Regions from separate parts of the Homo sapiens genome. Here region 2 is linked to region 1. The links are chromatin loops, found by intact Hi-C in ENCODE. Cell type or tissue: mammary epithelial cell. All regions are shown on one strand. Each heading gives the region's core, and the rest is flanking DNA. Links, peaks and the distances in the headings are about the cores only. Region 1 overlaps PRKCA (protein kinase C alpha). Region 2 overlaps PRKCA (protein kinase C alpha).

The links. A loop is a pair of places that touch in the nucleus more often than their neighbours do. Peaks named below come from ENCODE experiments on the same cell type or tissue, not always from the same donor. Only the 100,000 strongest peaks of a DNase experiment are listed, where the experiment ranks them.
Region 2: a loop joins it to region 1, with 2.5 times the contacts of the local background. A loop is called at or near these places in 9 of 110 quality-filtered maps.

The regions. Positions count from the first base shown.
Region 1 is chr17:66,462,742-66,471,994 of GRCh38, forward strand. The region is part of intron 2 of PRKCA (protein kinase C alpha); the gene reads left to right. Among named protein-coding and RNA genes, the nearest start is that of PRKCA-AS1, 51 kb to the left of the region's middle. RefSeq lists silencers at 310-604, 4,270-4,564. In mammary epithelial cell, for the core only: no CTCF peak of the experiment used is centred there; DNase peaks (open chromatin) are centred at 4,450 and 6,010; H3K27ac peaks cover 3,278 bases.
Region 2 is chr17:66,534,781-66,544,033 of GRCh38, forward strand. The region is part of intron 3 of PRKCA (protein kinase C alpha); the gene reads left to right. Among named protein-coding and RNA genes, the nearest start is that of PRKCA-AS1, 120 kb to the left of the region's middle. RefSeq lists a silencer at 7,651-7,700. In mammary epithelial cell, for the core only: no CTCF peak of the experiment used is centred there; DNase peaks (open chromatin) are centred at 5,501, 7,301 and 7,601; H3K4me3 peaks cover 243 bases; H3K27ac peaks cover 2,793 bases.

The sequences.
Region 1 (9,253 bases), core at 337-8,336:
TTTTGCTTTCTATAAAAATGTTGAATATGTCATAGCTAAGAGGAATGAAATGTCCTCCTGCAGAGAATAAGAATCTCTTATTAAAAGTAGCCCAGAAGTTTACTGTTGGTGCTTAGAAAATAATTGAAGGATGTGGAAGAAGAATTACAAAGACATGCACACACATGCACGTGCACACATGCAAACACACACACACACACACACACACACACACACACACACACATTTATGAGTCACTGACTGGCAATCATAATAAATTATTTCCCCAGAATCAATTGTAAGCCTGCAGACTCCAGAGAGGTTGGCTTACCCGGCCTGGAGCAGTGCTGGGTGGAGTTGTTTACTCTCCTGTGGCAGCCTTAGGGCTCTTGAGGTATATGTGCGCTCTTAGTCCTCTGTTATCTTCTGTCACCGGGAGACAGGCAACATGTGCACCAGAAACTGCTGCCATGCCTGTCGCCCTGTATAATGTGCAGTTTTTGCTGACTTTTCTCTGAAACCGTAAGAAAAGATCTAGTGACTAGCTGAGTCACTTGAACTATGTGAGTTAAGTCACTTGAACTACACGAGTTAACTGAGCAAACTTGCAGCTACCCAGGAATTTGATTTTGTATGGTGAAATTCTTAGCCTTGATTCTGTGTTTTTTTTTTTTTAAATTTTTTTATTTTTTTGAGACGAAGTTTTGCTCTGTCGCCCAAGCTGGAGTGCAGTGGCATGATCTCGGCTCACTGCAACCTCCGCCTCCCAAGCTCAAGCGATTCTCCTGCCTCAGCCTCCCAAGTAGCTGAGATTACAGGCATGTGCCACCATGCCCAGCTAATTTTTTGTATTTTTAGTAGAGATGGGGTTTCACCATGTTAGCCAGGTTGGTCTCGATCTCCTGACCTCATGATCTGCCTGCCTTGGCCTCCCAAAGTGCTGGGATTGCAGGCATGAGCCACTGTGCCCAGCTAGTTTGTTTGTTTTGTTTTTTTAATTTATTTTTTAGAGCAGTTTTAGGTTCCCAGCAAAACTGAGCAGAAGATACAGAGATTTCCCATGTACCTCATTTCTCTGTGCCTGCACAGCATCCCCACTGTCATCATCCCTCACCAGAGTGGTCCATTCATTGCAGTTGATTAAGCTGCATTGACATTATTATCACCCAAAGTCCACAGTTTATGGAAGAGTTCATTCTTGGTGTATCTTCTGTGAGTTGTGACAAATGTATCATCATATACAGCTACTATTCTAGTATCATGCAAGGTATATTTTCACTGCCCTAAAGATCTTCTATGCTCCACCAATAGAAGATCCCTTTTTCTTCCAACCCTTAGCATCCATTGATCCTTCTATTGTCTCCATGGTTTTGCCTTTTTCAGGATGTCATGTATTTGGAATCCTGCAGCATGTAACCTTTTCAGATTGGCTTCTTACACTTAGCAATATGCATTTATGTTTTTTCTATGTCTTTTCGTGGCTGGATGGCTCATTTCTGTTTAGTGCTAAATAAGATTCTATCATCTGGATGCACCGCAGTTTATCCATTCACCTACTGAAGGGCGTCTGGGTTGCTTTCAAGTTTGGGGCAATTATGAAGAAGGCTGCCATAAACATCCGTGTGCAGGTTTTCATACATTTTAAACTCATTTGGGTAAATATATGACCCACTGCAATTGTGGGGTAAAATGGAAAGAATATGTTTAGTTTTTTAAGAAACTGCCAAACTGTCTTCCAAAGTGGCTGTACCATTTTGCTTGCCCTCCAGCAATGAATGAGAGATCTCATTGGTCCACATCCTTGTCAGCGTTTGGTGTTGTCAGTGTTTTGGATTTTGGCCATTCTAATAGGTGTGTAGTGGTATCTCATTGCTTTAATTTGCAGATCCCTAATGACATATTATATTGAGCATCTTTTCACATGCATATTTGCCATCTGTACATCTTCTTTGGTGAGATATCTGGTCTTGTGCCCATTTTTAATTGGGCTGTTTGTTTTCCTATTGCTGAATTTTAAGAGTTATTTGTATATTTTGTATAATACTTCTTTATCAGATTTATTTTTTGCAATATTTTCTCCCAGCCTATAATATCTTCTGATTCTTTTGACAGTGTCTTTTGCAGAGCAGAAGTTTTTAATTATAATGAAATCCAGCTTACCAATTATTTTTTCATGGATTGCTCCTTTGGCCTTTGGTATTGTATCTAAAACGTTATTGCCAAACCCAAGGTCATCTAGATCTTTCTCCTTTGTTATTTTGTAGAGTTTTACAATTTTGTGTTTTGGTTTTTTTAATTAAATACAAAGGGATTGGTGGTTTTTGTTTCTTGGTAGAAACATAGTTTGTTTCTTTACCAGTGACATAAGCAATAACTTAAGTAAATAAATGAATGACTAGGAAACTCTTTGACTAGGCCAACCCCCATAGCCTTAATAACCACAACTTAACATTTGCAGAATAGGAAGGACTAATCCTTTAATTTATCTTTTATGTCTATCCAGAACTTTAGTCCTATGAGCTGTTTTGTAAACGAGATTTGTTTTGTGGGAAAGGGAATTTTGTTTCAAGACTTCCCTAAGAAACTGATAGCATCGGGTAATTCTTAAATTTGACTTATCATAATGGTATATCTGGAAGGAATTTGTCAACTGATATGTTATAATTATTTTTTAATTTTTTTTAATTTTTGAGATAGGTCTTACTCTCTTGCCCAGACTGGAGTGCAGTGGTGTGATCATGGTTCACAGCAGCCTCAAACTCCTGGGCTCAAGAGATCCTCCCACCTCAGTCTCCTGAGTAGCTGGGACTAAAGGCATGTGCCACCATGCCTGGCTAGTTAATTTTTTTTTTTTTTTAAGTAGAGATGAAGTCTTGCTGTGTTGTCCAAGCTGGTCTCACACTCCTGAGCTTGAGCAGTCCTCCCACCTTGGCCCCTCAAAAGTGTTGAGATTACAGAGGGGAGCCACTGTGCCTGGCCTGATATGTTTTAATTCTAACAGTAGATCTGCATAGAGAGAAAAGTTGGTATTATGAACAAAGGTAGCTTTAATTCGAAGAGACAACCATCCCCATTCCACAACCTCTTTCCACCCAAGCAAGGAAATTTATTGAGGCCAGTAACATTTTAAATGCTTTTTGGAGTTGTTTATTTGCATGTACTTTCTTTCTTATTGTGTAAGATTTGACTTTTTTTTTTAAAGGAGTTTCTTCACATGGATAACTCAGTTTGTATAGCCTAATGTAATCTCAGCAATAAGTCAAAAGCTGTTCTTCTGTAGGGCTATATAGTTCTCTGACATAGGAAATCATTCTTAGTTCCATTATATTGAGAAGAAACAGAGAAGCATTTTACATCCAAGTGCACCAGCAGCTGTTTTGTTACATAGCTGCTGTGTGCAGAGCCCAATACTGAGAATTTTAAGAAGTCACTGAAATATGTCGAAGCACGAGGATGGGTCTGGATCTCCTCACTCTAGACGCCTGTACCTTTTTTCTGTAGTCGGTGAATGAAATTTTGGAACATGAACTGCACGTGTGGAAAGAATTTGTGTGTGGGTGGAGGAAGCATCTAATGGGAACTGAGCTGGGGGAAGTAGAGCTTGGTCCCAGGTGTCCCAGCTGGAAGAGTTTGAAGCCAGACCCAGGGAGCCCTGCGTTTGAGGCCACCTGCACTGCTCACAAGCCACGGGCCTTGGGAAGCCCTTTCTGGGAACTTGCTTGTGGAGCTGAGATGGGGGTCAGAATTATTCTGCAAAGTGGTTCCCACTGAGCAACAAGTGACTTTCTCTTCCTCCACGTTTTCTTCTCCTTACCTCAAAATGGAAGAAACTTCTTGGCAAAATACCATTTAACATAATTTGGCCACACTGAACATTTAAAAATAATCAAAGATGGAGTCTGTGCTGTTAAGAATTGATAAGTATTCCACATAAAATCTAAACATCGTTCTTTTCTTTATTAAATTTTTGGTGTAATGCACAAAAACTTGAAACTTCAGCTTTTAATAAAATTGACTTTATTTCTAAAGAGAAGTGGGAATAACAGTGGTGCTAAGATTAGCAGTAAAAGCCTTTAACCTGCGAATTCCTTCACGCTGGGGTCAAAGAAGGGAAGTCCACGTGGATGTTTGACTTGTGACCTCTTCCTTCATTTAAAAAAAAAAAAGACTTAAATTACTCATGCCCTCAGTTTAAATTTGTGACTGGCATTTGAAACTATGGAATGATTCACTTTTCCTTGTAGCAAGAAAATTTGAAAATGAAAGCAAAATGATGCTCATATTCAAACTGAACCTACTATGAAAAGATGTTTGCTGATGGCTTCGTTGCCCTGCAAACACACACGACAGAGATGGCTGTTGTTCAACACATTATTTTCCTCTTCCTCTGAGCATCTTAGAGAGGGATGACTGTGCATGTTGCCTCATGCGCAGGAGGTGGTGTGCAAAGATCTTTTGGTTTGTATCGTGGCTTACAGGCTCTCATTTAGGCCATGGCATGGTACATTCCAATACCATGAGTGGTTAAATCTCAGGAATTCCAAAGTGTATGAACGGAGTGATGTCAGCTGTACTCTCATTTCATGCTATGTAGCCAGATGTCGTGTAGCTAACCTCAGCAGTTACTATACATAATGTGCTATAACTGGCTGATTTAAGGTAAACTGCCTCAGTTTCCTCATCTGTAAATGATGGCTTTTGACTAAATAATAGCTTAGTTTTCATTGTGAACAAAATGCTTGTTTAGCTGGGCAAACACATTTTTTTTTGCAGAAAAACAGCCCTATCACCAATAGTACCTGCTCTAGTGCTTTTAAAAATTAGAATGAAATTTTGTTTGTACATTTTTGTTTGTTTTTGACAGTCTCACTGTGTCACCCAGGCTGGAGTGCAGTGGCACCATCTTGGCTCACCACAGCCTCAAACTCCTGGGCTCAAGCGATCCTCCTGCTTCAACCTCCTGAGTAGCTGGGACCACAGGTGCATGCTAGTATGCCTAGCTAATTTTTTAATTTTTTGTGGAGATGGGGTCTCACTATGTTGCTCAGGCTTGTCTTGAACTTCTGGGCTCAAGCGATCCCCACGCCTTGGCCTTCCAAAGTGCTAGGATTACAGGTATGAGCCACTGCGTCTGGCCTTGGTTGTACTTAAAAAACAAAAACAAAAAATTAAAAAAAAAAACAACAGAAAACTTTTCATGGCTCCCAGGAGCATTTATATGACTAACAAGTTATCTTTCCTTGCTGATAGTTCCACTTTCCTCGTGTTTGACAGAAATGACTCTTAGTTTAGGAACTCCTCATTAGCTGTTTCCAGGAGCAGTGGGGTATCATTTTGATGCTTCTTTATTTCTTCTATGCAACTAAAATACAAAGTGAAGATACGATGTCTCTGAAATGATAAAGCTACATTTGTCAAAAAGCACATATTTTCCATTCGACATTTTGGCTTAAAGAAATGAAAACTACAGAATGACTTTTTCCTTTATCTGGGTCTGTGCTGTGTATTTACCTATTTAAAAAGATATACAGGTGAAAAATATTTTTTGAAATGAACTTGTCTGAATCAAGATGCACACTCTTGCAGCAACATCACAGGGTGTCTCTGTCACTGAGGACTCTGTCCTCATTTGTGTGGGCTGACTGGGTCGCTGGCTGTGGGAGGCACACATTTGCTATCTTGGTGCAGCAGTTTGTAGTCAGCTGACTGACTTGTTCCTGCACATGCATTTTTTTTCCTGGCAAGTCATAATTCATGTTTTTCCTAAGGTCCAACCCTATTATAACTGACAGATCCTATCTGGCTGAGAAACATGGGCACCCTTCTGTTTTTGCCTCTTGTTCCCAACATATTTGTATGCTTTTCAATAGGAAGCTGACCTGGAGTAAATGCCCAGGGTTGTCTGAGGTCTCTAAATGGAAGGTGTGGTCTGAAACCAGCTAACTATGGCAGCATTAGGGCAAGAGCGCACAGGTAAAGGACTTCTGAAGGAGGGTGGAGGGTGGGAAAGTGGGAGGGGCGAGAGCTAACATGAATGAAACTGAAGAGAAACAGAAGTTGTGGCTGGCATGCAGGAGAAACCCAGATTCCCATTCACCACTTCCTCTCACCTCCAGAAATTACCCATCATTCCTCTCTATTTTGCAATCCTCTCTATTTCCCCTGAAGGTTCTGCTTTGAATGCTGTCTTCCCAGCAGAAATGTTGAAGGGAAGTAGCTCAGCCCAGTTCCCTTCTGGGCCACCACTTTCAACTGTAGACTTTCTAGTCAGAGCCAAGAAGGCCATGGACTCTGAGAATGGCATTTAAAGTCTCTGCCGGGCTCCACTTAGTTCCCCTTCCCCTACAGATGCCTTATTCCCTCGAAATGCAAACGAGGCTCCATGGCCACAGTTTCCTTCCTCTTTCTGTCCACATTCCAGTCGTTCACCATCTCGAGAACACTGGGGCACCCTCCTCTACCCCCAGCCAGAGCTGTCATTTAGTTGTGATCCACAAATCTGCTAAAGAGAAAGGTGCCCTGCTATCATTTTGCAAAGGCTTGCTTGGAACACATTCCTGCCATTCTTTTTTGCTGCTCTGTAGCCTGAGTGATTATTTGTTTAGTGTAGGAGTAAATATGAGGGGTGCTGTGTTTCTTAAAAACAAAACAAAACAAAACTTTTAGTGACATATGCTCATTGGGGGAAATAAGATAGAAATAAATAATATTGAAAACAAACACCCGTCAATCACGTGACAACCACAATATAGCACTTTGGTGAAAATGGTCTTAATTTAAAAAAGAAAGTCCATCTTTCTAGGTATCTGAGCAATTCATTACTATTCTATGTAATTTTTGTGGGTTTATAATTAATTTTGTAGATTGGGATTTACTAGCATGTGATACCTTGTAAAGGACATTTTACATTAAATTATCTTCCTCCCTAGCACATTGCCTAATTCTGTCACTTGTATTATTGAGGAAACATTTGCAAGTAGGACAAAAAGCTGTCTGCAAATACTTAAGCTTTGAGTTGTTTTTTTCTGAAGTGCGAACACAATCAATTGGGTTAAGTCTCCCAGCCCCTAAGTGGGGGTATTTATGTTTTTTTTAGGAGAGAAACTTTGGAAGTAAATCAGAAGTACCCAGGGCCAATGGCCAGAGTCTTAGAGGAAACATAAACCTCTAGGATCCAGTGAGTATCCACAAACTTAGAGCACTGCGAAGGAAACAGTTGGGTTAGCGTTTTATTAGGAAGGTCAGAGATGATTTAGAAAGTTAACCCTTCCAAGGGGTAATTACCCCCAATATGTGTCCGTTGTGGCATGCTGTGTACATTCACTACTTTTTTTTTTAGTGGGAAAATAACAACATGACTTGGCTGCATGTCCCAGGAAGAGGCCACAGAAATGAAACCTCAGGGTCACATGAAGGAGATTCCCCTGACATATTTCAGAGCTGATGCTTAATGGACCTGAACCAGTTTGCTTTTTTTTTTTTTTTTTTTTTTAAAAGACAGAGTTTTGCTCTTTGGCCCAGGCTGGAGTCAAGTGGCACAATCTCGGTTCACTGTAACCTCTGCCACCCCCCCTCCCCAACCCCCACCCCCGCCAACCTGGTTCAAGCGATTCTCCTGCCTCAGCCTCTCACGTAGCTGGGATTACAGGCACCCCCCGCCACCATGCCCGTCTATTTTTGTATTTTTAGTAGAAACGGGGTTTCACCATGTTGGCCAGGCTGGTCTCGAACTCCTGACCTCAGGTGATCCACCCGCCTCGGCCTCCCAAAGTGCTGGGATTACAGGCTTGAGTCACCGCGCCCGGCCCCAGTTTGCATTTTTTACAGGGCAGAGACTGAAGGGCACTTAGAGCTACCTGGCCCGGCCTGGCTTTAGGGACCTGATCTGTGCAGATATGGTAATTCCCCACGTGTCAATGCAGTTCAGACTTAAAGGGCACAGTCAGCCCTTCGTTTCAATACCAAGAATTGCCCTTTTGAAAGGGTCTTGAAGGACTTGACATTCTAGGATTTAATTATTAGGGGGACGAGCAGAGGCAATGAGATGCAACTCTGAAACAAATGTTTAACCACTTGAGTCAAAGAGGAAACAGAGTGAATTAAAACTTGAAAAGTGATCTTCAAATCGGCTTCCGCCCTTGTAGGCTGATTAGACGACAACTAGCATCTCCAACTAAGAGTGTGTATAATTAGAAAGCCCTCTAGGTTATATCTCAAGTGAGAAAAGAAATATGCCCTTTTCTTAGCCTTTCCTTATTTTTGGCCTGTATTTGGGAACTTTTTTTTTTTTTTAGTTTAGTTTTTTTTTTAATTGTACTTCTACAAAGTGCTCTGCAAGTTGCATGAGAATACATACAAGAGCTTTAGCTTCATTTAGGACATATTCTCTCATTCCTGAAACTTCAGATTAATTTAGCATTTGATGACCTAATATTGCATTTCCTCAATTTTGTTCTATAAGTAGCATTCATCAGAGCAAAGTTTATTTTATGTTGGTGGCATTCAGTAAGTGATACATCACAAAGAAAGATTGGATACTCTTGCATATCAAATATACTTTGAACTGTGTTCTCTGGCAATGCCATAGATTTTAACTGCAACTGACAACTTGTACTTCTAAGAGAGCATTTATCATTGTTGGATGTGCGTTGTGTCTGTCTGCTAATTAGCTTGTGAAGTCCCTCAGGTTATTCATCTCATAGAGGCCAGTGTCTGGCACAGAATAGGTAACCACTGAAGGTATCCTGAGTGGAATTGAGTTGCAACAGTGTGTTATAGACAGTATAGTCCACAAGGAAAAGTAGTCATCACTGAGCAGAACTGCATTTTGCAGCCCTCCATGATTTTAGGGGAGAGCAAATGTAAAACACATTTTCAAACAGGTGAGTCTGACTAATTTGGAAAATTGAATGGACTGTTTTCTAATTTTTTTTTTTTTTTTTTGCATCTGGGATATAAAGCAACAGTGAAAGTTACTTTTTAAAAATGGGCTGAAGAGTGAGAAATGAATCTGACTTATCAAATCCGCAGAGGGTTACCTTTATTACTGTGCTGCCCTTCATCCCATGCCTGCCTGCTTTCATGACAAGTTGCAGTGAAGTCGTATTTGGCTGTGAGAAGTGACTTGCCTTCAGGGTCACTGTGAACCATGTGGGTGGGGCCGGGCAAATGCATATTTAAGTACTATAAAATATTTAGAAGCAGAAGATTCAAAATTTGACCAATCAGTTTGATCAAGTTTAATTTCTTTTTGTTTTTAAGGACATGGTTTCGC
Region 2 (9,253 bases), core at 614-8,613, 72 kb after region 1:
CTCATGGTAATTTGACTCTCTCCTGTATGATTCTTTACTGACAGTGACATGAAGGGGAATTGCCTGGGGTAGACTTAGGCTGTCTAGTGTCATATGCTGCTTTTATTAATCCGGAGATTTCTGATTGGAATATATTTCCATTTCAATGGGATTAGAGTATAAAGAATGCTTTGTTACAATTATTTACTTACACCGCCACCACCGTAAGTAATAATAGTAGTTAGCATTTACCCTGTGTGTGTTACCTATAAGGTGCTGTTCTCAGCACTTCATGTGAATTATTCCTCAAATTATCCCCAAACTCTCTGAGACTGCGCTGTTACCATTTTGCTTTGTAGCTAAAGAAACAGCTTAGAGAGGTTGAGTAACTCCTCCAAGGCATACTCAGCAGTAGGCAGGACTTGAACCTGCGTTGTGATTTGTGAATTCCCACTTTTAACCACCCTTCACTGCCCATCTACACTGCCTCTTGCACATCTCATATTTTGCCAGATGGGAAAACTCACCAAGGATGAAGCTTCCTTAAGATCTTTTTGAGTATAAATAGGCCATCTGTTGATCTGTGTGTCCATCAGGTTAGGGGCTCTTACCTCAAGCCAACATATGGCAGAAAAGATATGTATTGATGTCTTGTGGGATAGTTAATAAAACACAAATGTGCAGTGCAGCTTCTTTAACCTGCTCCATCTTGGACCCAAATTCCCCCACCCCTGCTGCCAAACAGGCCTCTAACTGATGGGGTGGGTGTCCCCATCAGCTCTGTGCTGGCCCAGCTTCCTTGGGGTTGGCCCTCACCAGAGTAAGGGCACAAAACACAGCTCTCGAGGGGTTCTGCAGACGACCAGAGCCTGAGACCTTTTCTTGGCAGCTGGTGTCAGTTCCCTGTTGGATCTGTCCTTCCCTTCTGAATCCTAGTGGGATCTCCTCACTACCTGGTCACTATCTCTGTTCTCACAACAAGATTTAAACAATTATAGGATATCAGTGCACTGTGAGACCACAAACTCTTCTAGTCCATTCCCCTCCTTCTAATGAGGGGCCCCCACAGCTGTGGGGTTGTATCATCTAAGCCAGACCTCCAGTTTCCTTTTCACTAAAATACCTACCTTTGAAATAAAAGTGAAAACTTACATCAAAACAGCATCATGCCTGGAACATACTGAATGGACAGCATTTCCTTTCTTTCCCCTCCTTATTCTCCTGATTATTAATTATTTGCCTGACTTTGGATAGCTATTGGCTTCTGTCCTCTGATATTAATGTACTCATAATTTCTGTTTCTTACCTGGTTTTGGACTAATTGCTCTATTTTTATTTTTATTTTTTGGCACATGCTCTGCCTCTCCAATTCTGACATTTCTTGCAGTCCTCTCAGCATATTTCTGATCACAGTCCCAAATGACATTGAGAAGCCCTGATAGGAAAATGCTGTGTAAGAAATATGAGTTATTTGTCTGTGTGACTAGAACTTTCCTGGTGTAAGTTCAGAACTTTCCAGAACTTCCCTGAACTTTACTCTGTCCGGTTCAGACCATCTGAATGCAGATGTCTGACTTGGGGATAGATCCTCCACTGATCAATCATTCAGAGAAAAGCCACAGAAAACACACAAGATTAGAAAAATAAAACCCACATGGAAAGGCTTTAGTGAGGTTACAGCATAGATTATGCAGTCTGGGAAAAGAAGGATAATGCAGATTAAAATATCTGAAATATTAGAATAGCATAAATGTAGTTAACTTCGGAGCCGGAAGACCAGGGTTGAATCTTGGCTTCTTCCCTTACTGGCCATGTAACCTTGGGCTTCTTGCTTAACCCCTCTGAGCTGCAGAAGGGGGGATGCTGCTGTTGATGTCATCATCACCAATGGCAGCAGTAGAAGCTATCAATGATGGTGGTTATCACTTTTATTACCATTGTTTTTAGTAAGGAGAGCTAACGAGACAGGCTCCAACTGCTCTTCTCCCGTGGGAATTGCAGTTTTCTGCAGTGGATCCTGTGACAGATTCCTGTGGATTCCTGGGACAGACTTAGCCACCTGTCCTTTCTTCTATCCTCCTGTACTCATCAGATTGAGCACCATGTGGGTCCAGTCCCTGAGATGAGTGCTTGATAGATAGAGGTGAACGATGGGGGCTTGGTCTTACAGAGCTGACCTGTAAAATCCTCTCCACCATATCCAGTGCATACAGCTGGGCATTCTTTGTGTAGATCACCCCAGTTATTAGAACCTCTATTTCAGTAATTCACTCTCTGGGCTCTAGTTCTTCCTTGTGAATTTTACTCTCAGGGAAGCCCCGACTGTGCTCCTGAAGCTGTTTTTATTTGTAGTAATTTAGCATGCGTCCAGGAATTGAGGACTCTTGCCTACCCAAAATCAGAGGTGGGGAGGAAAACCACGGTATTTCAGTCCTTTTGTTCTTTTTGAGGTCTGTAATTCACCAAAGCCAGGTCCACCAAAGTAAATTATTACCATAATTTATGGTGAGAATTATTTGGGGCCACAGATGTCAAGTGGAAGCTTGCAGGTAAGTATGATTGAGAAAGTACAAAATTTTGAAATGAACTCTAACCTTATGAGTCTGTTGCTCTAAGGATCTAAGGATATTAGGAGGTAGTGTTAAGAATCACAACTGCATTGTTAAACGCCAAGTGTTCTTTGTGATTTGATTGAAACTGTAGTTGGGATTCTTCAGGTTCCATATGTGGGGCAACATTTAAATATTAACATTCTTGGGAAGATTTTGTATAGACAGCTTTCTCTGTCATCCGAATGCCGTGTGGTCTTCAGAGCATGTCATAAGAAAAGTCATGAGACACAAATCTGATGGAACTTTCTTTAGCATATGTTTAAGACTTGTCATCTTCCCATCTCATCTTTGCAGTAGAAAAATACCAACGTTTCCCTGAACAAAATAGAAGTATTTTCCACTTCCCCATTTCTGAAGCTCCTAGACGTTTTATATTTCTTTTGAGTAAGAGATTGCTTTGTATCCAGGAGCCTTTGCATGGTGCCTTTTCTTTTACTGGTTTGTTTATTTGGGAGATGGAGTCTTGCTCTGTCACCCAGGCTGGAGTGCATTGGCATGATCTCGGCTCACTGCAATCTCCACCTCCTGGGTTTAAGGGGTTCTCGTGCCTCAGCTTCCCGAGTGGCTGGGATTACAGGTTCACGCCACCATGCCCAGCTAATTTTTTGTATTTTTAGTAGAGACAGGGTTTTACCATGTTGCCTAAGCTGGTCTCCTGAGCTCAGGCAATCTGCCCGCCTCTGCCTCCCAAACTGCTAGAATTACAGGCGTGAGCCACCACCACGCCTGACTCCTTTTCTTTTTCTTGATGTTACTGAAGACTTTATTTTGGAAGTAGTGAGGGCCCAGAGCTGATCCCTTCTGGAGATGTGTCACAGGGTAAAGAATGTGGCTTTGAAACTCCAACTCTGTCACTTAAAGCTGTGCCTCTTTCAGAGTTACTTAACCACTCTGAACCTTAGTTTCCTCTTCTGCAAAATGGGAGACTAGCAACCTGCCACCCAACTGACTGCTCTGGGCTATTTATGAGACAGTCTCTGCTCTCGGGAGACATCCCTCTTTGGCTTATTCATCCTCACTCATCTGCGTTGGAGAGATGCACTTGGTGCCTCTCCTGCAGAAGGGGTGTTAGGAGGCTGTTGCGTTTGTCACCAGGGAGGTGATGTTTTCCCCATTGGGAACCCTAGGCCAGCAAACTTCGAGAAGTGTCTGTGGCAGCTTGAATGCTGCTATTTAAGAGTTGATAAAGAGGCAGCTTGGAGAAAACCTCAAGCTTATTTGGTTGAGTGGGGTGGCTGTGTGAGAATTAAGTAATGAGTAGACCTGAAGCATCTGGTGGGATCTCCAGCAGTTAGTAAATGGCAGCTGTTTTTATTCTCATCCCTTGTGGGCAGTACTGTCCAGTTCCAGTGATGGGCATTAGTGGCATTTGGGATTTGAGGATAACCTTCATAGGTTGGAATGAGTACCGTAGCAAAACAGAATTCTGCTCTTAGCCAGAAAGCATTCCAGTTAGCAAACTACCTGACAGTGTAATGTGCCCAGAGGACCCAGGAGGGCCATCCCAGGGAGAACAGCATCGCCATTTCTGCTGACCACATGCTGTCTCCTGAGCCCCGGTATCTGAGGCCCTCATCGAAGGCATAGGCATATTAACAGTTATGCTGCCAGACTTTTATCAGCAGTCTGTACTTCTCCTTTTATCTTCGGAACTGTGATGAAAAGAACAGTCCACTCCCTTCTGATCTCAACACTTACCAAAGCTCATCTGTTCACAGGCAAATGTACTAAAACATTTTTTATTGGAGACTGAGTTTCATGTGTAGACATCATTGTATTTCTGTGTGGTGTCCTCAGATTTTCACTCTTGTTTTTTCCCCAGCTGCCTTTTTTAAAAACTCCTTTGCACTCTTAAACGTCAGGCTGAGTGTATGTGTGTAAATAAACGCTTTGGGTGGAGGATATTGTTCTGCTGTGACAAGCCATCAAGCAGCACAGCAAGAAACAATACTTTTCTAATTTGTGAGTTATTCTTACGTTTCCCTTTTGCAAGGCTAGTTATTTCATTAAATTCATTTAATTTAAGCTTTGAAATCTTTTTTTTTTTTTTGAGATGGAGTCTTGCTCTGTCCTCCAGGCTGGATTGCAGTGGCGTGATCTCGGCTCACTGCAAGCTCCGCCTCTCAGGTTCACGCCATTCTCCTGCCTCAGCCTCCTGAGTAGCTGGGACTACAGGCGCCCGCCACCACATCCAGCTAATTTTTTTTTATTTTTAGTAGAGATGGGGTTTCACTGTGTTAGCCAGGATAGTCTCGATCACCTGATTTGTGATCTGCCCGCCTTGGCCTCCCAAAGTTCTGGGATTACAGGCGTAAGCACCGCGCCCGGCCTAAGGTTTCAATCTTAATAAGAATGGCTAACTTTTAGATGAGAGTTTTACATCAGAAAACCTCATCGTACCCAGAGAGATGCTTCTTTAATTCAGATTTGAAGGGATGAGTTTCCTTGTTCTGGATTAAACAGCTCACTCAGACACACCAAATGAATGCAGTGTGCAGTCCTAGGTGGCACCAATCACAGAAGAGTGAAAAGCATAAAACAGTTTTAGAAAAGGTCACCACACTTAGAAATAGAAATCCACCCTTGCTCACGCAACCCGAGGGATTTGAAAATAATTTCGAAAATCAATTTAAACATGTAGGCCACCCGTCTTTTGGAGAGATGCAGTTGGTGCCTCTCCTGCAGAAGGGGTGTTAGGAGGCTGTTGTGTTTGTTGCCAGGGAGGTGATGTTTTCCCCATTGGGAACCCTAGGCCAGCAAACTTCGGGAAGTGTCTGTGGCAGCTTGAATGCTGCTATTTCAGAGCTGATGAAGAGGCAGCTTGGAGAAAACCTCAAAAATAAATACTCTGATTCATCATTGTTGTTCAGGCTTTCCAGCCGTCAGAGCCAGCCCAGGGTTCTGAGACAAAGGGTAACATTCAGCACAGAGCCCAGCGGAGAGTCTGGAGCCCTGACTGTCTCTAAAAGAGGGGGCGGAGAGGGAGGCAGCTGCCTGCAAACCCTGGAGTGGGGCTTGACGCTGGGGGGACGGCGTGTGCTGGTTTTGCTGCTTTGGGGGTGAGGAGAGGATGAATAATCCAAAGAGGGACGTCTCCCGAGAGCAGGGACCATCTCATAAATAGCCCAGAGCAGTCAGTTGGGTGGCGGGCTGCCGTGCGGGGGCTGCAGTTAGAAGCAGCACTCGGAGTGGAGTGGGGCCTCCCAGCGGGGCCCTGCTGCACTTTGTGAGTGCTCTGTGGTCGAAGGCCAGCTGGGCCTGAAGGCAAAACATCTGGATTTTGCAGAGGGTTCCTAGGCTGAGACGGAATTCAGGCTGTAGGCTCTGTGAGACCTTGTGTGAAACCCCCGGTTCTGTCTCTGTCACTTGTTTGAGTCTCCCATTTCTCTGTCTATCAAAAGATTGAATATGGTGGCTTACAACAGAGGCAGTCGAGGGTAATTATTAGTATCATGGTTTGACCTCGAGATCTGGCACTTCCTGGACCTATTCCGTTGTATATTTCTCTGTGCACTCCCTGAGCCTCCCTTTTCTCAGCTGAGAAAATGGTCACACCTATGGTATCCCACACTGTGGAAAATGACCAAATAAGACAAGGTATGTGCAAGTATTTGGTAGAACCCTACAGAGGTAGGAAGTGGCTGTTACTAGCTGTTTCCACTGGTATTCTCTGGCCATCTCAGAGCTGTTTAGGGACCATTCCAGCTACAGGGGAGGGCAAGATTTAGAGTAGACTCTCAAATGAGTCTATCTGATTCTTTGGAAGCACGAGCTCTAGTAAGATAGTTTGAACAAAGATGTGACCATGAGGGGTTTTGTTTTATTTTTTAACTAGATTTTGATATGTTGTGTGCCGCTTCTCCACTGCACAGATTGACCAAGAGTTAGCTGCAGATTGTGGCTCAGTAAGAAGGTCTTGTGGTACGTGCTCCTGCGGCCCCCACCTCAAACTCTTGCCTCTGGTGTTCTTGAAAGAAATGAGGGGACCTTTGCCCGAGCCAAGGGAAAATGCAAGATTTTGGAGGCTTAGCCCCTTTATTGTTTTTTTCCTCTGTTGCTTATATTGATTTCTGCGGCAAAGAGCAGTTGACTGGGATTGAAAGCTACTCTGCTGGTCTTGGATGTGGAAGAAAAAATAATTCCCACTTTCCAAATAGAGGCTCATCCAGAGGCAGCAGATGCCAGAGGCAGCAGATGCTAGCTGCAGTTCTGCAGGCAGGAATTGCACGTGCAAAGCAGAGCTGACGTCCAGTCCACGCCTCATGGCACTTTGGAAGTGCATCTGACACCGTTTGCCTGCCATACACAAGCCACAAAGACTTTTTGAGGCGACAGGTTATGCCAAAAATTAAGTAAAAATGACACAGCTTCAGATGACATTTACATATCTATTTTTGAGGTTTCAGAACATGTGCCCTATAAAAATGTACAACTGCATTGTTTAAAACTCTTCTGAGTCTCTGAGGATTTTCTATCAGTGCATGCCTCTCAGTTATCACTTAAATGTCAAGGCCCTAAGCTTGTATGAGCCCCTAAAATGTTTTTGAGCCCCACAGTAAATTTTTGGCTGACCACATTTGTTCTATGTAAGGCTGATAACAAGCCACCACGTGGAATCTCACAGTGGGACTTTAGTATCAGGCAATTGCAGAGTCCTGAAGCTCGTGTTGCGGTTATTATGGTTCTATATAAAGCCCCAGGGGAGAAAGTCATTTCATGCTTTTAAAATTACTAGTTAATGTTTAAGGAGTTTATACGGAGTGGACTGAGCCAAGCATTTTCCCCTTAACTTTAAAATTATTACAGAGAGGCCTTAAGAAACTGTTCTGTATTAGATGGTGATTAAAATATGACCTTTTTCTTTCTTTATGCTTAGGATTTTCACGATGTGGTTTGCAATTAATTTGTATGTGCACAGTCTTTGTGCTAGTTTCTGTGGACATACAGTGGTGCTACTTGGCCTTAAGAGCTTCCTGTGTGTGGTTGGGAGATAGGCAGTTAGTAAGCCATGTGTGCTGTGAGAAAACCCAGAGCATAGAAGTCGCACATGAGAGTACCAGGTGCTGAGTACCATGGGGGTGAGAGCAAGGAGGGATTATTTCTGCCCCAAGAAGGCTTCTTGGGAAATAGAGCAGTTATGAAGGACCTGGAAAGATGTTCCAATAAGACTTGGGTGAGGAGACACAATAGTCCCAAGTAGGGAGGGCAGAGCACCCTGAGTAGAGGTGTGGTGTCAGGAAGTGTGAGAATTCTTCAGAGACTGATAGTCGGAAGGGATTCCTCTGCAAAGGCCTGTGGAAGGATATGAAGGTTGGAAAGACAAGTGGGAGCCATTGGGGAGTCTCAACAAATGTGTATTGTATTGTGTGTGTTTCACTTGGAAAATTATCTTGCTATTAATGAGAAAGTACAGATTAATGCTTTTTTTGTTTTACTGGATTCAAATTATATTTGACAAGTCATTTCATTCTAGTGTATGCATGTGATTTTCTTGGAACGAGGGTAACATTTTAAAGATAGGATTTGATGAGTCAATGAGGTATTTTTCAAGTAGATTACTTAGAAAATGTTATAGTCATAAAATATCTTGGAGTTACAGTTAAGAGTCAATTATTGTTTCATCTATAGGCATCCAATTAAAGTTGAATTATGCTGTTATTTTCACTCAATTTCCAAAGCTATGCACTTCCGTAATTTCTATCCTTGTTTATAGTCAGTATAATGTTTAATGCAATGTGCCTGATTTAGCACTTTGTGTTATAAATTTTGCCTGATAAATAATCAACTTATTTTCTTCCGTATGACGACAGTTTTCTTCACAGTGAATGGAGCTTAGTGTATTTATATAAAATGTAAGTCTGGGAGAGTTTCCATTATAGTTCAAGTATATTTAATGTTCAAAAGAATGCAGTATTTGTGGTTTCCTGGCATTCTTTGAATACCATGTGGCTCTTCTCTCTTCCTTCTCACCAAAACCCTAGTCATTTTATTATTTATATAATGAGATACTGTAAGATACTAAAACATAAGTTATTGTGAGGTCTGGCTTTTGATGCTATGAAGTACCCTTTGTTATTTGAGACTAATGAAATGAAATCAGTGAGTTCCAGCTTGTCTACTAGTATGTTGCTTGAAACAATTACATTCTTTTGAACATTAAATTTATATATTTGAACTATAAGGAAACTCTCCCAGACTTGTATTTTATATACTCTAAGCTCCATTGACCATGCAGAAATCTGTCAGCATATGAGAGGAACAAGCGGATTATTTATCAGGCAGATTTTATAATGCAGAAATACGAAGCAACATAGTGCTGTGGTGAAGACAGAATTGAACATTGTTAGACACTTAGCAATCCCAAGAGGCATCATGAAGTCCATGTACCCTACACCATAGAAAAGGCTACACCCCAAAGTTCTGGAACAAGCCTGGTTTGCTGGCTTTCTGGTGTCAAATGTCAGAAGCAGAAAATGGGAGGATGGTAAAACAGTAGACTCAGTGAGAGCAGGACTGAACTTCAGCAGGCCCCATAATTGTACAGAAACAAGATTGCTAGGCTGGGTGCTGTGGCTCACGCCTGTAATCCCAGCACTTTGGGAGGCCAAGGCAGGCAGATCACTTGAGGTCAGGAGTTCGAGACCAGCCTGGCCGACTTGGTG